Linked DNA regions of Homo sapiens: region 1 is linked to region 2. A link is a contact called in ENCODE Hi-C or POLR2A ChIA-PET data. All regions are on one chromosome and are shown on one strand. The core of a region is the stretch at or near the end of the contact, and the rest is flanking DNA. Distances in the headings are between cores, read along the strand shown. Region 1 overlaps UPP2 (uridine phosphorylase 2). Region 2 has its middle 5.2 kb from the start of UPP2.

What was found. Hi-C counts contacts between places; a loop is a spot of excess contacts on that map. ChIA-PET counts read pairs that join two places held with the same protein, here RNA polymerase II (POLR2A). Pooled maps may share reads with other maps.
Region 1: a loop to region 2 is called in a map of left colon, with 6 times the contacts of the local background. The contact joins two enhancer-like sites. A Hi-C loop is called at or near these places in 5 of 168 maps with a recorded cell type or tissue (CD8-positive, alpha-beta T cell, Caco-2, Calu3 and 2 more) and 2 of 50 pooled maps. POLR2A ChIA-PET finds 5 or more read pairs at or near these places in 3 of 52 experiments (H1, HepG2 and activated T-cell).

What each region holds. Positions count from the first base shown.
Region 1 is chr2:158,126,373-158,132,394 of GRCh38, forward strand. The region is part of intron 6 of UPP2 (uridine phosphorylase 2); the gene reads left to right. Among named protein-coding and RNA genes, the nearest start is that of UPP2, 28 kb to the left of the region's middle. Within about 2 kb of position 2,304, at least 5 of the 41 ENCODE cell types and tissues checked have a DNase peak (open chromatin) inside an H3K27ac peak, as active enhancers do.
Region 2 is chr2:158,093,319-158,100,011 of GRCh38, forward strand. It overlaps a transcript of UPP2 not described here. Among named protein-coding and RNA genes, the nearest start is that of UPP2, 5.2 kb to the right of the region's middle. Within about 2 kb of position 1,547, at least 3 of the 41 ENCODE cell types and tissues checked have a DNase peak (open chromatin) inside an H3K27ac peak, as active enhancers do.

The sequences.
Region 1 (6,022 bases), core at 1,054-3,553, 34 kb after region 2:
CTAGGCTGCCAACATTCACACTAAAAGTTGCATCTGCAGCTCTGTAGTTCTTGGGAGTATTTCTATCTGAATGTCTTCATGGTGCCAGCGGCTCTTTATCTCCCTCAGATTTACTGTTCTAAAAGGTGGATTCCTGGTATGCTGTCCCCTGGAAGATCAGCCACCAAGTATAGAGACCGAAAACCCCATGGATAGGGTGCTATCATATTCTCTTCTTTCATTACTACTTCATAACATCCTGTTCCCGTAACACTGAAGCTTGGAAGCTGGCATCTGGCACCTTTTGATTTTAACCCATTTATAACGCACTTTGTGTGAGCCAGAAAAGCTTGCTTGGGGAAGGGCTGAGAATGCATTCATGGACAGCTGCTGAAACAGAGGAAGTTAGAGAGGACATCTGATGGTAAGCAATATGGAAAAAAAGATTTCACCTGGCACCAAGAGCCCAGGGCCCATAGGCATGTCTCCCTAACCCCCTCCCTGCCACTGTTAGTTATGGCCCACCCTATCCTATCTCTCCAGACAGCCTTCTGACACCTCTTCTGTTCCTTTAGTACACCAGATGACTGGATAACCAATCAGAATTCATACTAAGGTGATGGCTTATAAATACCAAATACTTACATAAACAAAGGTCTTCTAGAGAACCATTGTACTAACTTAGATGAATTACTCACTGAGTTTGGACCATTGCAGAAACAGATCTTTCTAGATCTACTTAGCACAAGGAGGCCTTGGGTCCACGTGGATTACCACTTATTATCTTTGCAGTTAGTATTACACATCTCACCCTAAATCTCACCTCCTCAAAAAAGTCTTGCATGACTACCTACACTCACTCACTCACAATGGTGTCATTCTATTTCATTTATCTGCATCACATTTACCACTACTGACTATATTTCCAGTCTGTTTATATGTTAACTTATATATTATTTCATGCATATTAGTGCATAAAGGCATATATTGATTATTTCTCTCCATTAGTGCCATAAGAACAGGGACCTTGTTTGTCATTGCTGTATCCCCAGTACTTAGAATAATGCCTGCCATATGGGCTTTCAATATTTACTGAACGAGTGAGTGAATGAAAAAAAAAAGGGCCACTAGACTCTTTTTGACTATGGAAAATGGCCATTGCAAACTTTAACCTTTATTCCCCAGCCATATAAGTGGCTTAGAATTGTCTAAAGGACTTAGGAGTATCTCCTAACTGTCCACAAAGGGGGAAATAAAGCCTTAAAGTCAAGCCTCCCTTTGCTCTAAGGTCTATACAAATATTTATTTTGCTAGATCTACAACCTCTGGGTCTGTCAACATTTGATAGGTGGACAAACTACCTATAATAAGGCCACTGACACCCAGAAGTCACTGTTGCTATCCTGATCTCATTATTTTAGAAAAGAGAGTTGGGAATCCAATGCTGTTTTAACAAAGATTCAGGTGAAGGGAAATAGTGGAATTCACCCAATTATTCCAAAGCTAAATTTTCAGCATAATGTAAACCTGTTCAATGGAAGCACTGTGCAATGCTCAATAAATGCATTCTCCTATCACTTTATAATATGCACATATCTGTGTCTCTCTTAAAGCAAAATCTACTTTAATTAAGCCCCAAACATTCTGATGAAAGATGATAATCCTCTTGTACTGTGAACTTGTGGTAAGTATGTTTAACTTGTATTCGTGTTTTAAAGACAGTGCTGCCTTTTGACACAGGCTTGCCTGACAATATATGAAGCCTAATATTTGTCTACGCTTAGGTTCTGCTTAAATCCTCTTCTATGTCTAGTTGTTTGCAGCACTCACAGTGGCTTTTCTTTAAAGAATTCAGTGTTATTTCCTTGGACAGACACTGGTAACTTAGGGAAATATTTAGTCTTTATAATATTACCTTAGTACAGTTCAATGAGAGGGAGCAGAATCTTGACTTTAATTCCATGTTTATATTCTTCTGCTGTTCCCAACAATGAAGGATATTGGACTCTGAGAACTGCATGAGGATCATTGATAAAGGTAAAAAGATACCACAAGGATTAAAGGTTATAATCAGTTTGGAGCTAGAGTATTTCTTAACCCTAAAATGGAGATAAATCCAGATTTTGAAAAATCTTTAGGCCAGGGTACAAGGAGACCAATTGCAGGGCTCTTCACCTTTACAAGAGAAAAACTTCATTCTGTATGTATTCTACATGACTGTAGCTCAGGGAGGTTAAATAACTTTCCCACCTTCTCAGAGCTGGGAAACAGGTGAGCTGGACTTTGAACCCAGCTTGGCTGACTCAGGCAGCTTTGCACCCTGCCTGCCATTTCTTGCCAGCAGCCTCCGTGTGGACACAACATGTTCATAGTCTCTGGACGGAAGAGCCAAAATGTGCACCACTAAAAGTCAATGCAGATTTTTCCATTTTAAGTGTGGTGAGCAGATAGTTGCACCACTGCCACAAGCAAACCCTAAGGGCTGAGCACATACCAATTGACTTAGTGATGGGATCAAATAAAACATTAAGCAGATACTTATTTTATAGTATGCAGAGCCCTCATTTTGCCAAGAAAATCAGTCATTGTAGCTGGAAAATCAGGTATAAATGGTATATAATTCACTTATTACTTTTACAGGGACAAGATTTTTACAAAGGTGTCTTTTTGCTTTTTCACATATTTTAATCAAGGTCAGTGTCTATAGTTTTGTTTGATTCATTTTAATTCCACCCTCCTAGCCTCTATTCTACTCTTCCCTTCCCACTGCCAACAACTCACACATTAGGGATCATTTAGCGCCATTGATTCCACCCTGTCTGTGGTTGTCATTATTTGTGGCCCTCCTCTCCCCTGCTATGACCCCAGGGAGGCTATCTGGATTCCCCTGGTGAGCCTCTCACCCCCACCTCCAGTAAGTACACAAGGCTCCATCGTCTACCTATCCTGTAGCATCTCTGGTTAACGGTCCCACATCTGGCAGAAGCTCAAGTCCTCGAGATTACATCTGGACCTCCTGGAGAAGACAGCAGGTTTTTGAACGAACCAAATCATGTGAGGCATGTAAGCTGAGGATGTGGACTTGCAAGAAGCCTTTGAGATCTAACCTGCTCCTTGCTCAGAGGATGAAATGAGGTCTAGAGAGTGTAATTGACCTGCCTGAGGAAACAGACTAAAACAGAGATGAATTAGAATAGACATCTCCTGTCTCCTGATCACCACTCTCTCCACTATTCCATAAGGTGCAAAAAAGTAATATATTCATCTATCGAAAGATGACCTGTACTGCCTCTATTTAAAAAAGCATTTGTGGCAGCTTTCAATGAAAGAGGAATGCATAATAATATAATTTAAACAGAGGTAAAAAAAAAAATAGGAGGCATTTATTTAAGGAAATAGATAGGAAGGTTTTTTTTTGTTTGTTTTTTTTTTGAGACAAGGTCTCTGTCTGTAACTCAGATTGGAACACAGTGGTATGACCACAGCTCACTGCAGCCTCCACCTCTTGGGCTAAAGCCATCTTCCCACCTCAGCCTCCAGAGTAGCTGGGACCACAGGTTCATACAACCACGAATTTGTGTGTGTATGGGTTTTTATTGTTGTGGTTGTTGTTGTTTTTGCAAAGTCGAGGTCTCACTTTGTTGCTCAGGCTGTCTTGAACTCCTAGGGTTCAAGCAATCCTCGTGCCTCACCCTCCCAAAATGCTGGAATTACAGGCATGAGCCACTGTGTCTGGCTAGAAGTTCTCAGTATTAAAGAGGCCACCCAGGAGTACAATACTTAATTTAAACACTTAGATTGAGCTCTGAGTTTCCTGGAAGCCAAGCTGTAAACAAAAACACTGCATTTGGGAGGCCGAGATGGGCAAATCACGAAGTCAGGAGATCGAGACCATCCTGGCTAACATGGTGAAACCTCGTCTCTACTACAAATACGAAAAAAACCAAAAATTAGCCGGTCATGGTGGTGGGCATCTGTAGTCCCAGCTACTCGGGAGGCTGAGGGAGGAGAATGGCGTGAACCCAGGAGGCAGAGCTTGCAGTGAGCTGAGATTGCACCACTGCACTCCAGCCTGGGTGACAGAGCAAGAATCCGTCTCAAAAAAAAAAACAAAAAAAAAAAACCACTGTGCATTATACAGCCACCATTAGCTAGTAAAAACATTTGCGGTTTGTCACAAAATCTTGATCCAAATGTTAAACTTAAATGAAATTATCAGCTATATTATAATGGGCAGTGTCGTTGATAGCACCTTTATAAAAGGTATGGGACAATTCTTCATAGGTATAATGAATTGGTTCTAATTCAGCATTGTTTGGGCACCCAAAGAACTGGGGTCCAGGTATGTATATTTGTGGTAATGATGATTCAAAGATAGAGTTTAAAGTCTTTGAAGCAGTCATTTTCAAATATTAATGTAAAAATAATTTAACTGGGAAGATGTTTTCATGCAGATTCACTGCGCTTTCCCAACACCCATCCCCAATTGTGATTTAGTATGTCTGGAATAAAGCCTAAGTATCTCTGATTCTGATGCAAGAGGCCAGTGGAGCACATTTTGAGAAACATGACTCTAGAAGAACAAATTGTTTCTATGTCTCTTACCATTGACCAGCCCCTTTGAATACAAATTTTCCCCACCTTGTTTTTAATAAGCAGCCAATAGCCTGAGATTAATGTTTCAGCGGAGATACAGGAAGTGCAAAGACTCTGGGTTGTTGATTAAAAAACATTTCCTGTGCTTTACATACCAGGCATATAGGGAGCAAAGGTAGTGTTTGCTTAATAAACTCAAACCCTTGAGGAGCAATGGGGGAGGGTATGAACATAACCAGGAAGAGGTAGAAGAAAGGCCAGGCTGGGAACTCCAAAGCTAATCTTTGCTGCTTTTCCTTTTTCCAAAGACCAGCCCTGTTTGACTTCTGCTGTGCAATGGGCATTTGTGCCCAGCCCTGCTATCTTTGCCCACTGTTCATGGGAAAACCTTGTTGAAAGTTCATTCTGAATCAGAGAGGTGGGGTTAAAGTGGTGGTCCATAGGGGTGCGTGGATTCCTAAGGATTCATGAGTGAATTTTCAGGGGCCCTGGGACCCCTGAAGTTATACACAAATATTTTGTGTGTATTGGCAGATGTGTATTTTTGTGTGAAAAGAGGTTCCAATTAGGACTTTCATCAGATTTTCAAAGCAGCCATAAATGTTCCCAAAGGGTTGACAATTACTGGGCAGTCCTAGTTCAGCTCAGGGTGCATCCAAGCTCCATGTTCAGGTCTGTGTGTTCCCAGAACATTCTAGCCTCAGGTCAGTTCACTGACAATCTCCTTGGTGGCAGCTGGGTCACTAAGTATCTCTTCCTCCCCAGCAGCCACCCTCCCTGCCTAATCTGAGGATTTTGCTAGCAAAGCTGTCAGGCTTAATTTCAGCAAATTGTTTTGGGTAATTAGTCCCTTTTAATTGCTCATGGAAATAGTAATTTTAAGTGACAAGATTATTATATGCTGCTCGCTAGTGGATTCTCCAGGGTCAAGAAAACACCACTGAGATTGCTATAACCTGTTCTTTTCTATCTTTGGCATTCCCCTTGAAATCCAGAAAAGACATTTAGTAAAGTCGGTTCCCACTCTGTAAAAAGTATAGAGCACTGGTTTCCTTTTATCCTTCTGCCAAAGTGAAGGATTAGAGAAGGACTTTCAACTTTTCTGTGCGACTGCCAGCCCATGTCAGGCTTCACAGATTTGCTGATCATTAACTTGAAAAGCTGTGGGAAGTTTCTAGCTCTTCCATTTGCTTGTTTACCTGTACAGCCAAGTTGCTTTACAACTGACTGAGTTTTGAATAAATAGGGTCCTAGGTGATGAAATATTTGCCGCAGCTCAAGTTGAATATTTTCATTGCTTTTCACGTCACTGAACAAGAGGGTCAGTCTGACCGATGGGTCAGTATAACCGATAGGGCAGGATTGCCTAATGGTTCACCATGTGCTAGCTCAGGGGAGGAGTGGATGGAAGGTAGAGAACTCTTCTCTCATCAGTTTAGGAAGCTAG
Region 2 (6,693 bases), core at 297-2,796:
ATAAGAAGAAAGGAGTAAAAATATATCAGGAATCACAGTATTTGTAAATGTATTAAACATAGATAAAAGACAACTTTTTGAAAATCCATTGATGTATTGTTTACCTGATACACTCCTAAAACATAATGACATGGAAAGTTTGGAAGTAAAGGACAATATATATAACCAACAAAGGATCAGTATTCATCATATATAAAAATCTCCTACAAATTAGTAAGACAAAAATAAAATACCCAAAAGAAAATACGGGCAAAGAATGGAGAAGAAAGCTGAAAGACTGCCAAACATATATAAAGGCGTTTAATCTCACTAGTAATCAGGGAAATGAAATAAAGCAAAGAGATACCATTTTACAGTCATCACATTAACAAAAGAATTATAAGGCTAACAACATCAGATTTATTGGCAACAATATGGGGAAATGGGGTTTATTATACACTGTTGACAAAAGTGTAACTTGGTAAAACTATTAGGTAGGGCAATGTAATACTATCTAGTAAAACTGAATACATGCAAACATATTATTACCACACATTAGAGAAACTCTTATGTGCATACACAAGAAGATACCCATAAGGATGTTTACAGGAAAAAATTGGAAGCAACATAAAAAAGCCAGTTTTAAAAATATATATATAGTATATGTTACATTTATATATATATGCCATATATTATATATACATATGATTCTTATATATACATATCTACCATATATATACATATACCATATACATACACACACGCACACACCTTAAACCTGCTCATGTAGTTATTAAGTACATACTTATAAGTACGAGTTTTAACATATACCCCAAAAGCATACCTACCAACTCTTCACCTTTAGGACAGTGATTACCTTCAGGAAGAAAGTGAAGGTAATCTAAAGTAAGGAAGGTGACAGGGCTTTAATGAAATCTTTCCTTTAAAAAAAAATGTGTTAAATATGGCAAAATGTAACAATTGTTAAATTTGGGTAGTAACTACACAGGCATCTAATATATCTGTACCTTTATGTTTAAATGTTTTAAAATTAAAAATTTTAACTATAGTAACTAACATGAAGTAGTCACAAAGACCTAACAATCACCACAGCAACAGTATTTTCTGTTTAGTTACTTTAAATAAAAAACCAAGTAAAGTGTTCAAAAGAATAACATTTTTGAAAAGTCATGACATGCCTAAGGTGAAGCATTTACAGAAATGTCAATGTGACCATGATTATACAACCAAGGTTTTCTACTTCCTTAGAAAAAAAATTAATGGTTAACTCAATATATTGCACTTAGTAATGTTAAGAGAGTTCCATAAAACATACTGTTCTCTTTCACTCAGCTAAACCTAAATTAGAATCAGTCAGCTTTGAAATTTCATGACTTTGGGGGCCTAGAATTCACCACCTCCACAATGTATTAGCATTATTTTCCCATCTGAGCCCTCTTGGGCAGCAGCAGTAATAATCTGTGGTGTGTGTTAGAGGTTAGGACTGAACCTTCCTTGAGTTCCCAGGAAAATCACCCCCTCTCCCTTCAGTGTGGGGTTTGTCAAACTCACAGAGCTTCCTCCAGCTGTGGAGGCTGATTTCCCAATGTACTTCATGATCTGGTTAAGCGCTTTCATCAGGTGCTGAAAGACTAACACGGGCTTTAATCTCCAAGGCTTGAAGTCACCAGAATGGCCAGTCACAGGCAGTGAGGAAGCCAGGCTAGGAGACCAGCAGAAACAGAGCCTCTCAGCCCTCATACCCTTTAACTAATATTTCAGGGACAGCTCAGGGGCAGACAGAAATTGCTCCAGACAGGGTGGTGAGTTGGGCCCTGCTATTTGGGTAAAATCATAGGGAAGTGATGAGCCTGAGATGAGTTAATCGTAAAGTGTGTGTGAGAGACATTTTAAGGGTCAATTTAAAATTTGGCAATGAGATGACTTTAAAATCAGCTTTAGGACTGGGCCATCATTTTGATGGGGCCATCTTGTTCATCAGCATTCAAAGAACACACAGCTGCTATGGTTTAACTGTGCCCTCTTTTCCTATAAATGAGTTAAATCAACAACCTGATGACTAGCAGGGTAAAATGTGGCAGAGAGATGTTCCTTACATCCCAGTCCTACTTCACCTTCAACACCCAGATCAAATTCCCTTCTCTTGTTGAGGCCATTCTCCTTGGACTTTGTCTTCTTTAATGGACTCCACCATGTACCAGAAGCAGAGTAGAAAGAGTTTTCATGGTTTTGTGGCTGCACAGATCTAGATCTGAACTCCAATCTCCATTTACTCACTATAGGATCTCAGGCATTTGATTTAACCTCTCTAGGCTTCCATTTCCTCATCTGAAAATTGGGGAAATAATAATACCTATCTCACAGACGTGTTGTGAGGATGAAATGAGATACGGAGTCGAACTGTTTAGTCCAAAGCCTGGCCTGGAGTAATGCTATTAGCCACTGTTGTTACTGACATTCTTCCTGTTTTTTTTTTCATTATTTTTCCTTATCCTTCAGATTTCTATTCTGAGTTGAATGTGGTTATTTCGAGCTTAGACAAAAGCTTTTACATTTTATTCCCTACTGGTATTGATTTAAAATATGCTTTATTTCCAATGAAATAGCTTTTCTTGAATTTTTGTTAGACACGCGGTGCCTCATATTTTCTCAAACATCATTAAGAACAGAAACATCCTAAAAATTGAAGTCAAGTACATGCAGAAGTCAAGGGTTTTTCAGTCTTAAGGCCCTCTGTTGACCAGGCCACTAGAGGCACTGATGACCTTTGCTGGCTGTTCAGAGTTTTCTGTTGACTCTGAGGCTCTGGTGTTGGCTTAAGGTCAGCCATTAGAAAACAGTGAATTTACGCTTTGGTCACACTGTGGGAGTCAGGCTCGTGATAAGAAAGGCCACCAGAAAAGCCAGGGAAGTTGTAAGTAAAGTTCTTTTCATTTGGATGTTGCCAGAAAAAACAGGCTGAGAACAAAGACCATTATTAAAAAATAATAAAATAGTGGGCCAGGTGTGGTGGCTCACGCCTGTAATCCCAGCACTTTGGGAGGCCAAGGCAGGCGGATTACCTGAGGTCAGGAGTTCGAGACCAGCCTGGCCAACATGGTGAAACCCCGTCTCTACTAAAAATACAAAAATTAGCTGGGCATGGTGGCACAGGCCTGTAATCCCAGCTACTCAGGAGGCTGAGGCAGGAGAATTGCTTGAGCCTGGGAAGCGGAGGTTGCGGTGAACTGAGATTGCACCACTGCACTCCAGCCTAGCTGACAGAGCAAGACTCTGTCTCAAAAATAAATAAATAAATAAATATAATAAACAATAAGTGGCCATCAATAGGAGAATGGATAAATTGCTGTAATGTCATATAACAGATCACTATATGGTAATCTGATGAATTAGACCTATGCCTAACAATAATTTGATATCATTGCATATATAATATTAAATTTTTGAAAACAAAGTTGTAAAGGAAGGTAGAGTGGGATAGTATTAAGGTAAAATTTTTAAGCAGAAGAACCAAAACTATTTTTTTATCATCTATACTTCAACTTATAAAACACTTGAACCAGAAGTATACTTCCCAAATTTAGGGTTATGTTTACTTATCTGGGGAGAAAGGGAAGGAAATGAGATTGGATAAATCTTCAACTGTACATGGATTAATTTTAATGTTTTCAAATTAATATTAAGTCTGGTAGAAAAGAACATGTTAAATTTTTCTGAATACTTTGTAATATATATTAAATATTTTATAGTTTTAAAAACATGATAAAAAATATGAACCAGAAAAAAATAAAATAAAGTAAGTCATTACTCATCTTCGAGCATTAACAAACTTAGCACATAGTAGGTGCTTAATAATCACTTACTGCATGATAAGTATGACACTTCTTATGTGGCGTTTCCATTTACCTGGAGACAGACCCTTTCTGGAATGGCTGACAATAGTCAAGTCCTCCTTACTCAAACCCCTACAAAAGCCTATAAATAAATGTTCACGCAATTTGAAACTTGTTATTTTCTTAACTTTAATCATTGTCCAAAGAGAAATTCCTGGTTTCTCTCTCTATATATATATATATAGAGAGAGTGTGTATATAATTCTGGTAAAAAATAAATTTCGTCAATCAAGAAATTTTCCTCAGGCAAATTTCAACTTTATAAAGATTCCAGATGTCAATGCCTTGTGGGTCCTGGAAAATATGTCATTGTTTTGTATTTCTAAATCTCATACACAATTATTAAAACTTTTACAACATAACCACATCTCCTGAGACTGGAAACAGGAGCTTGCAGTCCTTTGCAAGGATTAGGGGATGCTGCAATCCTCCCCAGGGCCTCAGCATGGGTCAGCCTCCACTACACCAACCCTCGGGGGAAGGTATCTGTGCAAACATTCAGCTGCCACCCCTCTGCCTGGCCCTGCCTAGAACAGCAGTGCATTTTGACAGAATTGTGGAGGGAAACACCCTCCAAAAAAGAGCAAAACAAACACCGTAGGGTTGTAGCATTTGTCCTAGGGATATCATTCTTGCTTATAATTATAATATAGTACTTTGAAACCTAATACTAATCTCTTTTTTTCTTTTCTGTATACATGGCCTTTTTCATAGTGCACACTCCCGTCTATCTGCTGGGGAATGGGAGTTAGAGTAGGAAATTAGAATTCTTTCAATAGCAATTATGAGTCCCTAATAAGGCAATGTGAGGAAAAATAAAGATTTTAGATATGTTTATACTGTCATTAACACAAAAAAACCTAGGTCTGGACTTGAACACGGAGATTGCTAGAAACCAGAGAGAACTCAGGATAGGATATAAGGGAAATTCACATAAGACAGAGAGAAAAAGTACAAAGAGGGTCTCCTCTTTTAATTATGAGAGTAAGAGGGCAGGAGAAATGGTGCAAGAGGCAGGCCAAGGTCTGCGGTGACCACCCACCCTTGGGGGTGAAAATAAAGGAGGAGGGTGCTATCCCTATCCAACTAGGCATAGGCCAGCCTGAGAACACTGCAGCCAGAGGCCTGCATCCTTCGAGGCAGCCTAAGAAAGGTTGTGATTCTCTAGGAGAATTTCCATATTCAGCTTAGGCCTGCATCCAAGATGGTGAGGGGGAGGGCCAGCATAATGCTCCCTTAGGGCCAGATGGGGCCAGCTGCATCTCAGTGAGCGCATTCAAGGACCCATAGACTACACCTAAGTAGCCACAGGTCCCTTATGAGAAAACAGCGGACAATGCCTGAGCTGCATCATCACATAGAGCCAAGGGATAATACAAGGAAATGAGCACATGGATCCAGGAGCCCTTCTCTTGCTCCTTGCTCATCCCCACCATTCCATTTTGTACGTGTCACCTCAGATGGGAGCAGTGGGCACAAGGAAGAAATTGGATGAACGCGTATCTAAAAGAAAATAAATCATCTAAATGAGACTATTTAAACCAAAGACAGAGATGCTGTTAATTGGCAAGTTTAAAAACACTGTCCTCTGCTCTATCTTCCAGGAGGGTGCGTATACTGAGAAAGACTGGATAGCTAATAGAAAATACTGTACATTTTCTTTGCACGTATATGTAATAATGTTAAACTATAACACATCTATACCATAAAAAATTGTACACTCTTAATAGCTCCCCTTTTATACAAAGGTTTTGAGGCACCTATAACCTATGTATTGGAAAATAAACACTCAAGGAAAGATCAAAAGATCTTTAATTAGTTTTAGTTATTTGTCACGAAGGAGAGAATGCTGAATTTACACTTAGTATATGTGTTTTAACATACAGAAGGTTAGTATGAGGAGTGTGGTAACTTGCGTTTTCTTTATTCATGGAATGTCAATATTTTTGTGGAAGAAAAGAAGCAAGAACTGTCTTTTTCATGCCTTTATCTTCAGCACTTCCTAGACTTCCTGGAGCATGGTGTATGCTCAGTTAATATTTATTGAATGAATAAATGAAAATATAAACTGCTTAGCCTCAGAATGGATAGCTTAGGACATTTTTGGAGCTCTCTCAAGCCATTGCTGGTGCTATGGGCTGAATGGAAGAGCCAGGGAATCTGATGTGGCAGGAGGAAAGGGCTCTTGGTTACCCCATCCCCACTCTGAGACCCGCCAAAGAAGGAGGAGATGTGAGGACTTTGCTGTGCGTTGACACCCCTACTCCCATAGGCTGTGAGGCTAGTGTGTGTGTGCATGTGTAAGGGGCAGTGTCTTCTGGGAAGGGGTGCCTGCTGCAGCCTCAGGTGAACCAATACAACCTTTGCTGATACCCCATGGAGAGACATCTAAGAATTGAGACTCTGGTCCCAGGGCTAGTCTAGCAGGCAGGGAAAGAGCACAAAAGCATGGTCTCAGGGAGGCCTAAATGCTATCCAGTTGTACATCAAGACTGTGCTTTCTTTTTCTAATATTAGAGGTTCAGGGACAAAATTAAGCCAGATAGAAAACTGTAATGGAATTGAGAATGTAATAGTGCCAGCATCATAAAGGAAGACGGTAGGAAGTGAAGTGTTTTGTCTCAGGCAAGACACCATGGAGCATGGATTTGGCAGATCTGATGCAAGACCCTCCTGATCACAAGGCTGGACTGAGTCATGGGCTGTGCCTGGCACACAGCCTTTGTTTGCAAATTACCCAGTGGCCAGGTCTGAGTTTGCCTTGTGCACTCCTGTGTGCATAATTTTTAAAAACGAAACC